2 separate regions of the Homo sapiens genome follow, and region 2 is linked to region 1. A link is an interaction called in ENCODE POLR2A ChIA-PET data of the cell type or tissue named here. Cell type or tissue: OCI-LY7. All regions are shown on one strand. Each heading gives the region's core, and the rest is flanking DNA. Links, peaks and the distances in the headings are about the cores only.

Region 1 (5,378 bases), core at 263-5,262:
CGGTTTGAAAGTTTTAAATTGTGATTTTATAAATGTTACTTTATAACTTTTATATATATATATATATATATATATATATATATAAAGTTTTATAAATGTTAGTCATTTGTACTGTCTTCCTAATATTTCTGGTTCTCTTCATGGGCACACCGAAGTTGGGTGTAGCCATGGAGCTTGCTTTGGCCAATGAAATACGTCATGGTGATTGATCCATTAACATTGATTCATAAGTCAGGAAAGCAGCATCAGCTGACTTATGATGGATGTGAATAAAAAATAGACCTTTGTTTTAAGCCACTGTGATTTGAGGGGTTGTTACTGCAACTTAATTTTGCCCTGCTCTGTTATATAGGGGAGCCATTAGCCCTGTGATGCTATTAAGCACTCGAAATGTGGCTAGACTGAATTGAGATGTGCTGTAAGTGTAATAAAATACAAATTGAATTTTCAAGTTTTAGTATAAAAAATAGAATGTAAAACATTTCATGAATAATTTGTATTATTGATAAAAGATTGAAATTTAATTCTTTGGATATATAGGCATGCTTTATCTTATTGTGCTTCACAGATACTACTTAAAAAAAAATGAAGAATGTGGCAACCTCGCATTTGAGCAAGTCTGTTGACCCCATTTTTCCATCAGAACGTGATCACTTTGTGTCCCTGTGTCACATTTTGGCAATTCTTGGAATATTTCAAACCTTTTCATTATTATTTTTTATTTTTGTTTTTGAGACAGTCTCGTACTGTCGCCCAGGCCTGGAGTGCAGTGGTGCTATATTGGCTCACTGCAAGCTCTGCCTCTGGGATTCAGGCCATTCTCCTGCCTCAGCCTCCCGAGTAGCTGGGACTACAGGACCCCACCGCCAAGCCTGGCTAATGTTTTGTATTTTTAGTAGAGACGGGGTTTCACCGTGTCAGCCAGGATGGTCTCAATCTCCTGACCTCGTGATCCACCTGCCTTGGCCTCCCAAAGTGCTGGGATTACAGGCGTGAGCCACTGCGCCCGACCTTCATTATTATTATACTTCTTAACAGTGATCCGTAATCAGTGGTCTTTGATGTTACTGTTGTAATTGTCTTGGGGCACAACAGACCATGCACCCATAGAAGGTGAACTTAATTGATATAAAGGTTGTATGTTCTGACTGTTGCAACGACCAGCCGTTTCCTCATCTTTCTCCTCGGGCCTCCCTCCTCCCTGAGACACAACAATATTGAAACTAGGCCAGTTCCAGGCACGGTGGCTCACTCCTGTAATCCCAGCACTTTGGGAGGCCGAGATGGGCGGATCAGTTGAGGTCAGGGGTTCAAGTGCAGCCTGGCCAACATGGTGAAACCCATCTCTACAGAAAATACAAAAATTAGCCGGGCGTGATGGCAGGCGCCTGTAATCCCAGCCACTTGGGAGGCTGAGGCAGAACAATTGCTTGAACCCAGGAGGCAGATGTTGCAGTGAGCTGAGATCACGCCATTGTACTCCAGCCTGGGCAAAAGAGCAAAACTCTGTCTCAAGAAAAAGAAAAAACTAGGCAAATTGATAATAACCCTACAGTAGCCTCTAAGTGTTCAAGTGAAAGGAAGAATTGCACATATCTCACTTTAAGTCAAAAGCTTAGAAATAATTAAGCTTAGTGAGGAAAGCATATTGAAAGCCCAGATAGACCAGAAGCTGGGCCTCTTGTGCCACACAGCCACGTTGTGAATGCAAAGGAAAAGTTCTTGAAGGAAATTAAAAGTCCTAGTCCAGTGAACACGTGATAAGAAAGCAAAACAGTCTCATTGCTGATATGGAGAAAATTTTAGTGGTCTGGCCAGATATACCAGCCACAACATTCCTTTAAACCAAAGCCTAATCCAGAGCAAGGCCCCTAACTCTTCAATTCTGTGAATGCTGATAGAGGTGAGGAAGCTGCAGAAAGAGTTGGAAGTTAGCAGAATACTGGTCCATGAGGTTTAAGGAAAGAAACTGTTTCCATAACATAAAGACAAGGCTGCAAGTGCTGATGTAGAAGCTGCAAGAAGTTATCCGGAAGCTAAGATCATTGATGAAAATGGCCACACTAAACAACAGATTTTCCGGCTGGGCGTGGTGGCTCACACCTGTAACCCCAGCACTTTGGGAGGCCGAGGTGGGAGGATCACGTGGTCAGGAGTTGAAGACCAGCCTGGCCAATATGGTGAAACCCCATCTCTACTGAAAATACAAAAATTAGCCGGGCATGATGGCGCACACCTGTAGTCCTAGCTACTCGGGAGGCTGAGGCAGAAGAATCGCTTGAACCCGGGAGGTGGAGGTTGCAGTGAGCCGAGATTGCACCACTGCACTCCAGCCTGGGAAACAGAGCGAGACTCCATCTCAAAAACAACAACAACAAAAATGCCAGGCTGGTCTCGAACTCCTGACCTCAAGTGATCTGCTCGCCTTGGCATCCCAAAGTGCTGGAATTACAGATGTGAACCACCGCGCCTAGCCAGCAACCACCATCTTGATCAGTCAGCAGCAATTGACTTTGAGGCAAGACCCTCCACCAGCAAAAAGATTACGATTTACTGAAGGCTCAGATGATTGTTAGCATTTTTTAGCTGTAAAGTTTTTTTAAATTAATGTACTTTTTGTTTTTTTAGACATAATGCTGTTGCACACTTAATAGACTGCAGTATAGTATAAACATATGTACTGGGAAACCAAAAAAATGTGTGGCTTGGTTAATTGCAATATTAGCTTTATTGTACTTGTCTGGAATCAAATTTGTAGTGTTTCTGAGGTATGTCTATATTAGGTTAAATGAAATATATTAAAGTTAATTTTACCTTTGAGTTTTACTTTTTTAATGTGGCTGTTAGAAAATTTGAAGTTAACGTACGTGGCTTGCATTGTATTTCTATTAGACAGCACCTATATTATTACAGCCTATCATCACTTAAGTCAAAATTTATACAAGGAATAGTATGCTCTAACAAAAAACTTCAACTGTGGCATTGGCCTGAGGATCAGGCAGCAAGGAAACTGATGTTAGATGCTAGAAACATGACGATGCAGAGAACAATATTATTATATAAAACTTAACGTGCAGTAACTTGGAAGGCAAGTAATATATTTAATGCATTTGAAGCTTTTGGGACAAGGTTGGAAAACAAATTGTATTTTAACTGGTACTGGTTTCATTTGACAAGGTGTTATAAGAAAGAGATGAGCTAGAAAATAATTGGTTAGTTTGCAAGTATGAATGAAAAGCAATACAGAGTCCAGAAATTTGGGAATTTGTAGGATTAGAAGAAGCAATTACTGCTGCACCTTTTTTTTTCTTTTTAATTAAATTAGAGGCAGTCTCCCTGTGTTACCCAGGCTAGTCTCAAATTCCTGGGCTCAAGCAATCCTCCCACCTTGGCCTCCCAAAGTACTGGGATGAGCGACTGTGCCTGACCAGTAGTTGCTTCTTACCTCCAATCAGTAGGAGACACAACTGAAAAGGCTTTTGAGTAGATAATTAAAATTCATCCTTTTGGTAGGATCCAGTCAGGGTTATGACCATCACTTCCATTGTTAAAATGTCTGAAAGGATTAAGGTAATTCAGAGTAAAGGCCAACTTGAGAGGGAATTGCTTTTCAGTTGGGTTAGGGAAAAGAGACTAAAGGTATGGAACCCCTGCTAAAGCCAGGTAAACTCAAGGTACCCATAGTTAGAGAGAAATAGACACACTGTCTCATGGGGCAAGAAAGCAAAGAAAAGTAGTAAATCTAAGAGGCATATCTTAGAAAAAAGCTTTGGTTCTGGACATTGGCGCTTGGAATTGGATAGAATCAAATAGATAAGCCTTCTAATTTTTTCAGGGAGAGGCATAGACAAAAGTCTGAATAAAGTATAACTGCTTGATACATAATGATCTTGCTCTCTGCCCCATACCTCCCTGACCTATCTGCCTGCTGAGAATTCTGCTCTGCTAAGGAGTCACACTCTCTGATGCTCACTTCACTTGTAGCGTTAGAAGATAACAGACCAGGAAAAACCTTCCAGAAGGCAGAACCTAGAGGCACAGAGAACAGCAGACTTAGAAACTCCTCCCAAGGGTCAGTCAGAGCATTCCCCACCTTCCAGGACAGAGAGCCCTTGCACAATCTGTTCAGCCTGGCTTATGAATTGCTATGAACTACTGACTGTTGTCTTCTTTTCTTCTTTTGAACTGGAGCATTTTTTATATTCTGTCAGTGTGTATTGTGTGTGTGAAGGGAAGTAGATAACTTGTTTTAATAAATAGGTCTCTGTGAAGAGGGGCTGCATCTGGACTTGATATAGAGGTGATTTCCCCATCAGCGCAGATCCTGTCCTTTGATCTTGATGCTGAGACTGGATGGGATATTTGGGTTACCTTCTGAATGGAGGGACAGGTGTATTTTTTCATGTGGGAAGAATAAATATTTGACAGCAGGGGACTAGGGAGTCATGATTCTTCATAAAATAATCATTGAATTGCCCTTTCCTTTAATTCTTAATGTCGGGCATGGCCACGTGCCTTTTTGTAACCAGTAAAATGTGAGTGGAAGTTAAAGAACAGAATGTGATTTGCCACGTTTTCTTTCACCTTTGGCAAGGCAACCTTGGAAGCATGTATCAAGTGGAGCCTGGAAGCATGTATCAAGGGGAGCCTGGACTCCTGAGGCACTGTCATGATCACATCTCCCTTACCAACCTGAATTGGACATTTGAAATTAGTGAAAAATAAATTTTTGTTGTATCAAAGCCATTGAGCTTTTGTGATTGATGTTACTGTAGCACAGCTTCACTGATTCTGATTAATGTGTTAGATTATAATTTTGGTCAACAAATGTTCGCTCAATATAGTTGTTCAATAAATGTTTGAATCAAATATGTAAAAATTGGAGGGCAAAAGAAAAATGTATAAATTCTAAAACTGCCAAGATCCAGGTCTTTGGCTTTTATTCTTTGTGAAAGCCAACCACATGGTGACTAAGGGTCCTCTAATTATATAGGTAATACGGCAGAGATGATTTAGGTAGCAGACACGGGAAAATAGAAAACAATGAAGCTTGTAAATAACTAGGGGTTCAAAGCAATACATAGGTGTCGTTTAGTGGATCATTTAAAGCATTTTTTCTTCTATTTATATTGATACCAACTCAGGATTGTTTACAGTCTGCAGAAAGTGTTGGAACGGAATCATTTTATTTACAGGCAGTTCTGCTTTTTTTTTTTTTTAATGAAGGAAGAAAACCCCAAACCATGTGTTTTTGTTGTTGTTGGTTGGTTGTTTTCCCCCTAGCCATTGCAGCAGTGGCAGAAACATCAGTTTTAGTCCAGTGCTAGAGCAGAGCCTTTTCCTCAAATGACATCTTAGGCAGAACTCCAGTGTATAAA
Region 2 (5,378 bases), core at 329-5,328, 56 kb after region 1:
CCTCTGAACATGACCTTGAAATGTTTGCAGATAAAGGCTCATGGAAGAATCCCAAACTTACAGGTTCCCAAATGTGTGATTAGGCAAGATAACAAGATGGACATTGAGAATGGGAGGCCTCATTCAGTTTCTTGCATCCATTCTGTTCACAACATGTAGAAATATGTACTTCTATCCCATAAAGGGTTTAATGAGAACCCAGGCAAAAATAATGGTTACTATAAATAAAATTCAAGAGTGAGGGCAAGGAAAAAAACACGAGTCAGGACCAGGAAAAGGTAAAAATGGATAGAGGGACAAATAGGTGAGTTCCAAAGTAGTGTGTATCCTCAGAATCAACTGTGGTATGGGAAAAAACATATGCTAATACTAGAATGTTTAGGTATGTTTAGCCAGTCACTCTTCATCCTAAAAGGAGAGGCATGAAGATTTAGTCATATTTAACATGGAAACTGGCATATGCTTCACTCTACCAGCCCACGACACCAAGGGAAGCCACAGGGCCCTGAGGAACGCGGGGCAGGAGCTCCACACCACAGGGAGGCAGGCAGGGCCACCTCCCTTGTTTGGCTGCTCTCGGCAGGCTGTGGTATCCTGCAGTACACTCATGCTTGCCTTCTCACTCATAGCCAAAGCAAAAATCTTTACAATGGTCTGTGAGGCCCAGCGGGATCTGGACTTGCGTGAAGTCTCTGAGCTCCTCTCCAACTCCTCTCGTTCATTTCTCTCCAGCCACTTGGGGCTCCTTGTTCCTTGCACAAGCCAGGCACACTCCTGCCCCAGGGCTTTTCCACTGGGTGTTGACTCTGCCTGCAACGCTCTTCCCCTAGATAACTGTCTAGCTGGCTCCGTCACTTCCTTTGGGTCTTGATTTAATGTCACCTGTGTCTGGTTCCATGGGTTTGCAGCTTATACTCTTCATGTTTATGTGAATCCTCACAGAAGGAGGATAGCGGCTGAAACTTATACTTCTGCACAGAAACTGCTTCTTTTACTTCACATGCTAGCATTATATTCAAGCAAATAAGAAAATAGCAAAGCTGGTGCTTCTCCTACTACTCAGACAAGTTCTTTGTTAGCCTCATTAGAAGTAAACGCAATGACAGTCCAAACTAGCTAGGTGTGAAAGAAGAAATTAAAACAATTTGAAATTATTAGAAGACGCTTTTTTTTTCTTTTTTTTTGAGATAGTTTCACTCTTGTTGCCCAGGCTGGAGTGCAATGGCATGATCTTGGCTCACTGCAACCCCTGCCTCCCGGGTTCAAATGATTCTCCTACCTCAGCCTCCTGAGTAACTGGGACTACAGGCATCTGCCACCACGCCCGGCTAATTTTTGTATTTTTAGTAGAGTCAGGGTTCGCCATGTTGGCCAGGCTGGTCTCGAACTCCTGACGTCAGGTGATCCACCCACCTCGGCCTCCCAAAGTGCTGGGATTACAGGTGTGAGCCACCATGCCCGGCCCCTAGAAGACCCTTTGAAATATGGATTTATATCCTCAGTCATTGACAACAAGCCTTGGCCTCTGTGTATATTACACTTTAAAATATTGGGTAATAATAGATGTACATGTATTTCATTTATTTATTTATTTAGGGACAAGGTCTCACTCTGCAGTGGCACAATCATAGCTCATTGCAGCCTCAACCTCTCAGGCTCAAGTGATGCTCCCTCCTCAGCCTCTCAAATAGCTGAGACTACAGGCATGTGCCACCATGCCCAGCTAATTTTTAATTTTTTTTGTAGAGATGGGATCTTGTTATGTTACCCAGGCTGGTGTCAAACTTCTGGATGCGAGGGATCCACCTGCTTCAGCCTCCCAAAGTGCCGCCATTACAGGCATGAGCCACCATGCCTGACCATGTATATGATTTATAAATAAATAAATAAATATACATCTAGTAGGGAGTTATCCTTAAATTTTTCCCTATGGGGACGGTGAGATTAAAAAATGGTTTTGAGATGAGTGGTATAGGCGATCAAGACCTCTGCTATATTTGAATTTTGAGTTTGTGAGCTACCCGAAGCTTTAAAAAATGAGAGACAGAGAGAGAGAGAGAGAGAGAGGCAGGGCGTGGTGGCTCATGCCTGTAATCCCAGCACTTTAGGAGGCCGAGGTGGGCGGATCATGAAGTCATGAGTTCGAGACCAGCCTGGCCAATATGGTGAAACCCCATCTCTACTAAAAATACAAAAATTAGCTGGGCATGGTGGTGCAAGTCTGTAGCCCCAGCTACTCAGGAGGCTGAGGCAGAAGAATCGCTTGAACCCGGGAGGCAGAGGTTGCAGTGAGCCAAGATTGCACCACTGCACTCCAGCCTCGGAGACAGAGTGAGACTCCGTTTCAAAAAAAGAAAAAAGAGAAATGAACAGTTAGGACATCATTTTCGTGCTCAGGAATGACAAAACAGACCAGACTGTTTCCTCAAGGGAAGTAAAGCTCGTCTCAGCTTTCAATAAAAAAAAAAAAGAAGAAATTTTTTAATGGGGTCTTTCCTGTGGGGACCTGGGTGATACAGTGGACAATATCCTCAACATTTTTCCCACAGCAGATGCTGTGAGTTTCATTTGACTGCTTCTCAAAGGACTTTTGAGCGTTCTGTAATTGTTGGCTGTTATTACTGTAAATGCTGTGTCAGTGATTGGGATCTGTGTAGTGCTAGGTCCATTCCACAACCAAACAGCTTAGTTTTCACTTTACCCTGTAACTGTGAACTGGTGGTTGGATGCTTGGCTGATCATGCTTCACCCTTTGCCTGGCATAGGCAGGCATTGGCTTGGGTGCTTCCCCTTTCTTGTGCTCTGATTTCCTTAAATCTGTGCAAAATGCTTGTCATAATATTGCCTGACAGTATATATCAGTCCATATTTTTCTTTATGAATGTTTATTCCACAATTCAATTTACATCATTGAAGCAGCAACCTTGTGATTTCTTTTCACTGTATTCTCCTGAGACTCCCAGCCAGGTCCCAATCTTCTGACCTTGTGGGCCTCTTCACTGAATGAGGTTTGCTCTCAAGTTGCCTAAGCTGAGACTTTCCTGTCTAACTGAAAACTTGCAACATTGAAGCAAAGAGCTGCTCCTGTGGGTTATATTTTGGGGCATTTCTTCCAGCTCAGATGGGAAATTTGAGATAAATTTGTGTAATGTTTTAGGAATTTCTCCCCTGCTCTCCCTACCACGGTACCCATCAGGTTCTTCCTATGCAACAATTATATGCACTGGCTTTCGAAAAGAGCCCCCAGGATGGGCCCTCTGGTGGAGGGGAGGGGGACCCACCTTCACGGATGCAGTTAGACATGCTAGTGCTTGTGGCCCAGTTGAGACATCTGGGACCTCATTAAGAACGAGGCTTAAGGAAGATGCCAAAGGGCTTTTAAAAGATATCTCTGAAACCACAAAAAACCTTCTGCTCTATATCCGCACCAGGTGAAACCAGGGCTCACCTTTCGCTGACACACACTGATGTAGCTACATTGGTTGTCTGGATGTGGAAATCCATCCATGTATGTCAGTACGTGGCCACTGCCACAGGCCCGCTTCCCGTGCGCTCTCCCTCACCCCAGCTGCTCTGGATGCCACAGGAAGCCTCCATTCCTGCCCCACGATCCAGAACCTCACCCCTGGATTAAAGTAGATGGTAAGGCTGACTTCTGCACGGTCTCCCTATGCTGTGGGCCCCGCCCAGGGGCCTCATGTGTCTCCCCTCTCAGAGTCTCTTTCCTGCTTGCCCCCCACATCCTTGATTCCTTTGAGGCTTCATTGTCTCTATTGGAGAGTGCTTTTGTCACTCACAGAAATGACCTGGGGCAAGTCCTCTGGCCTCAGATCATCCACTGCCAAATGGAGATGCTGTGTGAAGTTAAAGAAGAAAATGACTGAGGCCCTGGGCTTAGCATATGGGAACCTCACAGGAAGGTGAGCTCCCTCCTCTTCCTTCTCCTCTTCCTTCCCCTTCCCCCACTGTCTTTCTCACTATCATCTTCATGATCATCCTGCAACCTGGGACCCAGTTGTGCTCTCAGCCACTGTTTGCCAATCTCCATTAGGGCAGGAGAAGTGAATTAAAGGGCTGGTAGTGCTCAAGTGTGTTCAGGAAGGGTCAGGAGGGGCAGTTGAGAACTTTTATCCTTCCTGCTCCAACCTATCCACTTCTTGAGTCTTGGGGCATGTTCAGGAGAATGAGGGCGTGTTCCAAATTCCCCAGTGACTTCCGGGAAACCTTTCTAGTCTTTTTATCCTGTAAAAGATAGCTTCCTACATGTCTTCCCTTGCTTCTAAACACTTCTTTTGAAGCACAGTAGTGAATAAATGAAGGAAGCTCCCTGCTGGGCCTTCTCTATGCTCTCCTACCCCCTTACTTGTCTGTGTCTTGTAATTGTTATCTTTTCTGGCAAGTCTGATTTCAGAGGCTTTGTTAGGTGCTCTGACAGTGGTTCCCAAACTGGTCGGCACATCGGAATCACCTGGGTAGCTTAAGCAAGTGCAGATGCCTGGTTCTCACGCTCAGAGGTTCTGATTTGATGGGTGTGGGGTGCTGTCTGGGCAGCAGGAGCATTAAAAGCTCCCCAGGTGATTCTAAATGTGTGGCTGAGTCTAGAACCATGGTCACAGCCACCTAACACCAGAGGGGCACCAGGACACTGGAGAGATTCTTGCTGAGTCTTTTGGTGTGGGTGGGCTGTGGACCGATGAATGAATGGTTTAAGTTAATAAATTGTTATTTACTGCCTGTTTATCATTTCCTGAAGGCAGTGGTTCTCAAACTTTAAAGCATGTAAGAATTCCCTGAAAGGCTTTTGTAAACCCAGGTTACTGAGTCCCACGCCCAGATTTTCTGGTTTAACAGGTTTGAGGTGGTGCATTTGTAACCAGTTCCCTGGAAATGTTGTTGCTGTGGGCCCAAGGACCACACTTTGAGAACCACCGCCTTAAAGCGGTGTTTCTCAACCCTCCCTGGGCACTTGTTAATAACCCAAGATTCTTGGGTCCCACTCTAGCCTGCTGAATTGGCCTCTCCAAGAAAGGCGCCTGGACTATCTGGTCACCAGGCATCTTTTGGTTCTTATTGTCAGGGGGCCTGGAACCAATACCTTAAAACAATACCAAGTGAGGAACCAGACACACAAGCCTAGGTTAGAAAAACAAATGTTCGTATTTAGAGTTGACAGTGGTTTAGATGGTAATTCAAAGGAAAAAAAGCTCCCCACAACACCCCTAGTGATATTGGGCCCGCAGGTCTGTGTCGAGCTTCAGACATAGGTCTCTGTTCCTCAGGATGGCATTTGGTACAGTTGTCAGGAATAGGCCTACTTTAAACGATACCAAGTGAAATTTAGTAGATGAGGGGGTAAAACTGATTACTATGCTTGGAAA

What was found. Peaks named below come from ENCODE experiments on the same cell type or tissue, not always from the same donor. Only the 100,000 strongest peaks of a DNase experiment are listed, where the experiment ranks them.
Region 2: POLR2A ChIA-PET joins it to region 1 with 11 read pairs; 3 of 35 experiments call an interaction of 5 or more read pairs at or near these places.

What each region holds. Positions count from the first base shown.
Region 1 is chr2:173,928,345-173,933,722 of GRCh38, reverse strand. The region is part of intron 4 of SP3 (Sp3 transcription factor); the gene reads left to right. Among named protein-coding and RNA genes, the nearest start is that of SP3, 34 kb to the left of the region's middle. In OCI-LY7, for the core only: no CTCF peak of the experiment used is centred there; no DNase peak of the experiment used is centred there.
Region 2 is chr2:173,872,397-173,877,774 of GRCh38, reverse strand. It overlaps the pseudogene RPL5P7. Among named protein-coding and RNA genes, the nearest start is that of SP3, 90 kb to the left of the region's middle. RefSeq lists a silencer at 2,612-2,741. In OCI-LY7, for the core only: CTCF peaks have their summits at 3,040 and 3,241 (motif pointing left); DNase peaks (open chromatin) are centred at 2,734 and 3,364; H3K4me3 peaks cover 3,102 bases; H3K27ac peaks cover 4,230 bases.